2 separate regions of the Homo sapiens genome follow, and region 1 is linked to region 2. The links are chromatin contacts, found by Hi-C or POLR2A ChIA-PET in ENCODE. All regions are on one chromosome and are shown on one strand. Each heading gives the region's core, a stretch centred on a gene start or an enhancer-like site at or near the end of the contact. The rest is flanking DNA. Distances are from core to core; before and after follow the strand shown. Region 1 has its middle 3.1 kb from the start of TRC-GCA15-1. Region 2 holds the start of ZNF777 (zinc finger protein 777).

What was found. A loop is a pair of places that touch in the nucleus more often than their neighbours do. ChIA-PET counts read pairs that join two places held with the same protein, here RNA polymerase II (POLR2A). Pooled maps may share reads with other maps.
Region 1: a pooled map shows a loop between it and region 2 (2.0-fold over the local background). The contact joins the enhancer-like site here to the promoter of ZNF777 in region 2. A Hi-C loop is called at or near these places in 3 of 37 single-sample maps with no recorded cell type and 10 of 50 pooled maps. POLR2A ChIA-PET finds 5 or more read pairs at or near these places in 4 of 52 experiments (H1, activated naive CD4-positive, alpha-beta T cell and activated naive CD8-positive, alpha-beta T cell).

The regions. Positions count from the first base shown.
Region 1 is chr7:149,579,411-149,583,781 of GRCh38, reverse strand. It overlaps the pseudogene ZNF767P. Among named protein-coding and RNA genes, the nearest start is that of TRC-GCA15-1, 3.1 kb to the left of the region's middle. Within about 2 kb of position 2,626, at least 2 of the 41 ENCODE cell types and tissues checked have a DNase peak (open chromatin) inside an H3K27ac peak, as active enhancers do.
Region 2 is chr7:149,458,500-149,462,537 of GRCh38, reverse strand. ZNF777 (zinc finger protein 777) reads left to right here and starts at 1,476. Exons shown (of 6, transcript NM_015694.3): 1 at 1,476-1,723. RefSeq lists silencers at 1,496-1,835, 2,006-2,075, 2,366-2,445, 2,456-2,815.

The DNA.
Region 1 (4,371 bases), core at 1,377-3,876, 120 kb before region 2:
TTTTTAATTCCTCACAGCAAACACTGGAGACCATCAAAATATCCATTGGCAGGGAATTGGTTAAAACCAGGCTTTCTCTCTTACCCTGGAGGGGTTGAGGAGAAGGTGAAGATGCAGAGAAGCAGAGGATGCTCAGGGAACTCTATATCTTGGTCTTCTCAGTCAGGTAGAAAACAGGTCATCCAAAGAGAATAAAGGAGGTAGGGTGGGAATCATTACTTGGGAAGAAGGGCAAAGCGTGAACCAGGCATGGTGGGAAACGGAGAAAAGGTGAATTAGAAAGGAACAGAATTATTGCTTATTAGCAGAGAGTCACAGTAAGGAGAACAGGTAAACATCAGAAGTGGTGTCATTAAAGTACTTTCTGATTCTAAGATCTTGAAAGAGAATAGTTTGAGCAATGATCACATTTGGCTATGAATACTGAACGATTAAAGTAAAACCAGAAGCAGCAAACAAACCAGAAGCTTCCTTATCTGCCACTTAAAAGTCCACAGTTAGGTGGTCCAGGCATGGCTTTCCATAGGGTCAAGAACTCAAGTTCTTCTTTCTGGCTGTCTGGCCGGCTTGGCTTTCATTCCAGCATGACATCACCCACATTAGCATCTCATCAACCTCCCAGGCAGCAGGAAGATGGAAAAGACAAGTCTTTCCTGTAAGGACATCCATCACTTTCACCTGCATCTCATTGACCAGCCTTATGCCTGTGGCCTCACAGCTCCAAGAGGGTCTGGGAAATGCAGTTTTCCTTTGGGGAAGCCATGTGCCCAGCTGATAACCAAGAAGCAGGGTAGAAGACACTGGTGGAAAATGCTGAATCTCTGTCTCACCACACACCTTGAGAGCTGCAGTGAGTAGAGTTTGTGAACATTTGTAGAGCTGTGAAGATGGAAATCTCTTAGCACTGGAAGTCCTTAGCATTGGAAGCACATTGTCATGGTGTTTGACATTCCTGGGGACAAAAGGAGAAGGTGGTGAGGAAAATAGGATTGTTATTCTGTCGTGGTGTTTGACATTCCTGAGGACAAAAGGAGAGGGCGGTGAGGAAAATAGGTTTGTTAGTCTGGTTCTAAAAATGTCCAATGTTTCTGGAGTGTAAAATATCAGAGAAGACATGAATGGTGAGAGAGTGGTGGAAGGAGATGTCTTTGAGAGAGGGAAGCAGGGAGGGATGGCGGAGGAGCTGGGGCTTGGGGGCAACATGGAGAATGTGACTGAGAAGGTGACCCCACCCTCTGTTCTGGGAGTTGAAGGGGAGGGATGGCTTTAGGGGAAAGCTGGCCTTCAAATGTACAAGGAGTCATAAAAAGGCAGACTTGCAGGGCAAGGTTAAGGTGGAAGAAGACTGTTTATAGAGTAGCTGGAGGGCTGGCGGGCTTGGGTAGAGGAGCTGAAACAGTAATGGGGATACAGGAAGGAGGCTGCCCCAAGAGACCATTTCTACTAACAGAAGGTATTGGAGGGCAGGGACAGGAAAGGGGCAAGTACCCAAGTTCTAGGCCAAAGCTCTAAGTGTGGAACTGAAACAGCAAAAGCTACCTCTTAAAAATTTAAGTTTTTGTAGGTACATAGTGGTATATATTGATGGGGTACATGAGCTATTGGGAAACAGGCATGCAATGTGAAATAAGCTCACCATGGGGAATGGGGTATCCATCCCCTCTAGCATTTATCGTTTGAGTTACCAGTGCCACTTTTTGGAGGGAAAAAAATACTAAATAAAAAGTTCACATCTCTTGTTAAAAGAATCCGCTTTAATGAGTAAGAAATTATGAAACATATCATTGAAAATAAAAGAAGTTCTGTTTTTCAGGCCATACATCTTATACTAATAAGGAGAGTCACAGGATGCAGAATATTTTCAACTCAGAGGAGTAGAGCAAAGTGTCATTTGCAAAATGATCAAATTAGACAGAGCCTCAAGTGACACTACACTTGACCAGGCTCTGTCTTCAGTGCCTGCTTCTCTGTTGTGTTTTCCTGCCATTCAATGTAAAGATAGTAAGACTTTGCTGCTTTCAAATACTTTTATTACCAGAACATGTTTTCAACCTATCTAAAGTATAAACTTATGTTGTTTATATAAATCTGAAGAATTATTAAATATAAGGTAGTTTTTAAAAAGGTTCATAAAACATGATTAGTATAAGGGATACTAAAAATCATGAATTGTGCTTCAGAATTCTATGCTGTATAGTTGAACCTCTATGAATTTTAAGATTTGTGTCAAAAAAGCTGTTTGTTCTCTAAAGCATAGAACGCCATGACATCCTCTAGTTTTTGAGATGGTTGATGTAATTCAGTGATCCCTTCTGCAGAAGTTCACCTTTAAAGCTTAACTATGATGTAAAATTGCCGTTGATAATTGGAACATCTGAACACAACGTAGAACTTTACTTACACTTTAACATGTTGACATTTCATCCTCTGCAAACTGTCTTGGCCTTATAAGGGCTTACTGATTGAGCTATAGATCCTGGTGGTTTGTCTTGGAAATAGAAGACCAATACCACCCCATCCCAGAGAGAATGTCTGGATCAGGCAAGGGAAAAATTAAGACAACTAGGAAATGTTGAAACAGCCTTTGTTCCTGGAAGATGCTGTTCTGGTCCAGTTTTTTTGTTTTGTTTCGTTTTGTTTTTGGTTTTGGTTTTGGTTTTGGTTTTGGTTTTGGTTTTGGTTTTGGTTTTGGTTTTTTGAGACGCAGTCTCACTCTGTCGCCCAGGCTGGAGTGCAGTGGCATGATCTTGGCTCACTGCAAGCTCCGCCTCCCGGGTTCACGCCATTCTCCTGCCTCAGCCTCCTGAGTAGCTGGGACTACAGCCACCCACCCCCACGCCTGGCTAATTTTTTGTATTTTTAGTACAGACGAGGTTTCACCGTGTTAGCCAGGATGATCTCGATGTCCTGACCTCGTGATCTGCCCGCCTTGGCCACCCAAAGTGCTGGGATTACAGGTGTGAGCCACTGCGCCCGGCCTCTGGTCCAGTTTTAAGTGCTGTCTACATAAGTGTGAAATGAAATTCAATCTTGGGGGCCCCAAATCACTAAGCTAAATGGAAAAGTCCAGCTGAGACCTGCTTAGGGCAAACCTGCCTCCCATTTTATTCAAAGTCACCCCTCTGATTATGAGATAAATCTCTATCAGATTGCCTCCTTTAGAGAGGCTCATCAGAAATGCAAAAGAGTGCAACCTTTTGTCTCTTCTCTACCTATGACCTGGAAGCCCCCTCCCAGCTTCCAGTTGTCCCACCTTCGCCTGGTGTTGTCCCACCTTTCTGGATGGAACGAGTGTACATCTTACACGTATTGATTAATAGCTCATGTGTCCCTAAAATGTATAAAACCAAGCTGTGCCCCTACCACCTTTGGAACAGGTTGTCAGGACGCCCTGAGTCAGTGTCACAGACACGCATCTGCGTCCTTGGCAAAATACACTTTCATAATTAATGGAGACCTTTCTCTAGATATTTGGGGTTCACCTAAGGATGAATAAGAAGAGGCAGAGTGGGAACAGGGAGACTTGGGCTACGGAGGCTTCTTGGAAGCTCTGCTAAAGTGGGGTCTTGCCCTTTGCTACAGTCTAGAGCCTCCTGGGAGCTTTTATCATGCCTGGGCCCCACCCTGGATGCTCTGATTTAATTGGTCTGGTGTGAGGCCTGGGAAATGGCACTTTCATGGACTCTTCAAGTGATTCTAATTTATATCTGGGGTTAAGAACCACCACTTTCTAGCCTCAGCATTTGCTGATTTCAGAAAATAATGAAACCTTTACCCTAGTGTCTAATAAGGAAGAAGTTAAAACGTAGACACCTATTTAAAATGTCGTAGTGGGGGGCGGTTCCAAGATGGCCAAATAGGAACAGCTCCAGTCTACAGCTCCCAGCGTGAGCAACACAGAAGACTGGTGATTTCTGCATTTCCATCTGAGGTACCGGGTTCATCTCACTGGGGCTTGTTGGACAGTGGGGGCAGGACAGTGGGTGCAGCCCACCGAGCATGAGCCAAAGCAGGTTGAGGCATCGCCTCACCTGGGAAGCTCAAGGGGTCAGGGAATTCCCTTTCCTAGCCAAGGGAAGCGGTGACAGACGCCACCTGGAAAATCGGGTCACTCCCACCCCAATACTGCGCTTTTCCAACGGTCTTAGCAAACGGCACACCAGGAGATTATATCCCGCACCTGGCTCGGAGGGCCCCACGCCCACGGAGCCTCGCTCATTGCTAGCACAGCAGTCCGAGATCGATCTGCAAGGCGGCAGCGAGGCTGGGGTAGGGGCGCCCACCATTGCTGAGGCTTGAGTAGGTAAACAAAGCAGCTGGGAAGCTCGAACTGGGTGGAGCCCACCGCAGCTCAAGGAGGCCTGCTTGCCT
Region 2 (4,038 bases), core at 227-2,726:
GGAAATACAAATACAAATTAAAATAATGAGCTACCATTTCACAGTCATCATGTCGGCAAACGTTCTGAGTCCATTATCAGTAAGTATGAGCCAGGATGGGGAAAGAGAAAATCACACGATAGTGGGTGTGTAAGTAGGCACCATCCCTTCAGTGAGCAGTTCGGGAAGCCGGGGAAAGATGAAGGTGCTCTTGCCATCCAGAGTCCCATGTCTAGGCGTCTCTAGAGACGCACTTTAGCAGTGCACAATGAGACATGCATGCAGATGTCGCTGGCAGCAGGTTTGTTCTCATTCCTCTAGGGGGAATGGAACGTAAACTGTAGTTTATGTATTCAATGAAATACTATATTGTGGGTAAAATGAATGAACCAGATATTCTTGTTTAAACATGTCTGTATCTCAAAAACAAAATGACCCATGGAAAAAAGCAAGTTGCAACAGGATAGGGACTGGATAATATCATTCACATAAAATGTAAAAATACCAAAACCAGTAGTGTGCATTGTTTACGAATGCACACATGTTAGTTAATGCATAAAGACCTGGGTGAGAACTCTAGCCTCCGGGAAGGGAGGGGACAGGATGCATAGCTCTGGCCTTACCTCTATCTGTAACTTTCCTTTTTTTTGTTTTTTGAGACGGAGTCTTGATCTGTCCCCTAGGCTGGAGTGCAGTGGGGCGATCTCGGCTCACTGCAACCTCTGCCTCCCGGGTTCAAGAGATTCTCCTGCCTCAGCCTCCCAAGTAGCTGGGACTACAGGGCCGCGCCACCACGTCCAGCTAATTTTGGTATTTTTAGTAGAGACAGGGTTTCATCACGTTAGCCAGGTTGGTCTCGATCTCTTGACCTCGTGATCTGCCCACCTCAGCCTCCCAAAGTGCTGGGATTACAGGCATGAGCCACCACGTCTGGCCATAACTTTCCATTATCTGAGCTGCCAGCATACTGAGTCCTGTTGCCTTCCAAGACCAGCTCCACTCCTGGGGTTCCATTAGGTAAACACAATGTCCTCTGCTCCCCCCCGCCGTCTTCCCTCACTTAAGTTAGTTCCAGTTGGGCTTCATCGCTAGTAACCAGGACGCCTGCCTATAGTTTCTTCTTTTTTTTTCCTTTTCAATTCATCCCCAGTTCTCGCCACCTCGTAGGTATTCAATTAATACATGTTTAAGTGGACCTGTCCAGGAAGGGGAGTTCTCAACTCTAAGCTCCTGCATTTCTTTTGGGACTTCTCATGGTTACAAAGAGCATTCATTCATACTGTGACTGAGGGTAAACAAGTCGCTGCCCACTCGGCCTCAGTTTCCTCCTAAATGACCCGTCTGGCCACTTCCAGCCCCAGCAGGGTCTGATTCTAGGAATTCGGTCCTTTCATGTCGAAAACAACACTCGGGCATTTCACAAAAGCACCCAACCCCCTGGCTCCCCTTGGAAGCACAGCCCGCGTCCCTGGAACCCGGGCTGCACTGAGCTGGTCACATGAACTCCGGGCTTTCTCTGGTGTGACGGGTTTCTTAGATCCCTTTGTGAGCGCAGGTTTTGAAAGGGAACGACCCCGGGTTCTGGGTGTGAGAGGCGCAGGGGATCGGCGGGAGGAAGGCTGTCGGAGCCAATCAAGCCGCCTCCAGACCCCAGCACGTCGCCTGGGCTGCGCGCTCCGACTGCGCCTCCGCCCGCGCGCCTCCCGGCCTCGCCCGAGGGTGCCTGGGCAGGCGAGGACCCCAGGTGAGAGGCCGGAGGGTCCTGGAGGGTGGGAGGCCCCGGCGGTTCGGCCCGGGCTCCACGACGGGCTGGCCCGGGCTCAGGGCGTGTCCGTCGCCGCCGGGCGGCTCGCTCGACACTGTTCGCTCCTACCGGCTGTAGATGGAGCTGTCTGGGTTCCGGCAGCCTCCGACGAGCCTCGGAGTGTTTCTCTTTAAACGGCCTGAGAGGGACATGCCTCCCAGGATGCAGTTTGTAGCAACATGGCAGCTGCTGTGCAGCTCCCCTGCTAAAGAGGCGCCGGGACGGCAGCGCAGCTCGCAGCCGGGGCCGGGGCCGGAGCTGGGGTCCCAGCCGCGGCCGCAGAGGGGCGGCGCGCGGGCCGGGGGCCGCCGTTGAGGGCCGGGGCCCAGCTCGCCGCCGGGACGCAGCCGGCCGGGCCGCCCGCACAGCCGCGCGCCCAGCTCCGACGCCGCCGCTCGGGCTCCGCGACCCCGCGCCCGCTCGCCCCGCGCGCCCCGAGCAGGCCGGGGCCCGACGGCCGCGCGCGAGCCCCGGCGGGGAAGACAGGGCTGGGCCGGCGCCGCCTGCGGAGAGCGCCGGGCGGCCGGGCCTGCGTGGGGCCGCGCGCAGTAGCGGCGGCGGCAGTAGCGGCGGCGACTCCGGGGGCCCGGGCCGGACAGCGCAGGGCCATGGCCGAGGCGGCCCCGGCTCCTGTGAGGGCGGCCCGCGCGCGCACGGACGCGCGGCCTCGGGGCCCCGGGGACGGCCTGCGTGTCCCGGGCTCGGCGGCCCGGCCTGGGATCTCGGTAAGGGGCAGAAACGCTACGACGTTGGCGCGGGGGGTGGGGGCGCCCTGGAGGGGGCCCGCGCGTCTTGACCCGGGCGGTGGGGGAGGGCTACGGGCCTCGCCGCCGTCCGTGCGAGGGAGGCTGCTCTCACGCCCGGCCCGGCACACACGCGGCCCCGAGGTGGGGCGCCCGGAGGCGCGCTCGCTCCCTGCGGGGCCCGCGCTGCGTCCGTCGGGGTAGCCGCCGGCACGTTTTCCGCAGAGCTCGGCCCCGCGGAGCCTTCCCCGGCCCGGGCGCGGCGCTGACGCGGCTCTCCCATTTCGCAGAACGGAGACACTGAGGCACAGACACCTGGCGGCGACCCGCCCTGCCGGCCCCAAGGTCACGTAGCAAGGCATCCGTGGCACGGTGCGGCAGCCCCAGAAAGGCCTGCCCAGAGGGCTGCGGGCCTGGACGGGGAGGGGGTGGCTCTGGCGGCGGCCGCCCCTGGGTGAGGGGCTGGGCCGCCCTGGCAGCGGACGCGGCCCGTCGGGGGCGGCGGGGGAGGCCGGGCAGCGCCCAGCTGGGCATCTCCGCGGTGGGAGCAGGTGACCCTCTGAGCTCCAGCCTCTGCCTCCGGCCTCTGCGTCTGGAAGGTCGTAGGCTAAACTTTGAGTGCCCTGACAGATGGTGTCTGGGGAGTAAGCTTCTCAGGGGTTGGGGGCTGATGTTCCTCTTCAGGAAGACACTCTTAAAAAATCATCCCTCAGATCCTCCCGCAGACCTGCTCTTTGAGACGCCCTGGCCGTGCTAGTGAGAGGATTACTGCATGGGAGTCAGTGCCTTTGAGCCTCAGTTTCCTATTGTGTACACAGGAAGGAGGCAGGATATATAGCTTTCTAAAAAGCATCCCAATTCTTTAATCAAAAAAAAACTCATGAGAAAATAAAATCAAACGAAGATGTTTACATGCCTTACTCTGGGCTCAGGCCTTCGGGGCCCTTGAATGGTATATAATGCTGGGTGAACCATACTGGGTCATTCAAAAAAATGCCATGACTTTCTTAATAAGTCAGATACTGTGGTTATGGATGCTTCTGCTAATGTGGCATGAATCCTGGAGAATCCATCCACTCCTGATCCGTCGGGGAAGGAGGGACCGTTAAATCCTACAAATATGGTTCAGAAGAATTCTCCCTCCAACCCCCTACCAGGAATTTGAGAATTTGAGCTTATTCGTTTTAGGTATATTTACAGCTCCCTCCCTCTCTTTGGTCATTTCTTTCTGCTTAGGGTAAGATAAGCGGCAGGTTTACCGGGATGGATTAAATTATAGCAAAGGGCTTTTATTTGGGAGGCGAGGGAGGGAACACCCTCCTGTGGCCCCTCTACAGTCCTCCAAATCCGGAAATGGAGAGAGACAGTCTAATAATAGCAAAGAAATAGTATTTTCCTTTGAGCTCTGATTTGTCTAGCTGGTAAAGATGCCTTGGTCTGCTGGCTCTGTTTACTATACTGGAGGGTTTTGTTTTGTTTTGTTTTGTTTTGTTTTGTTTTGTTTTGTTTCAT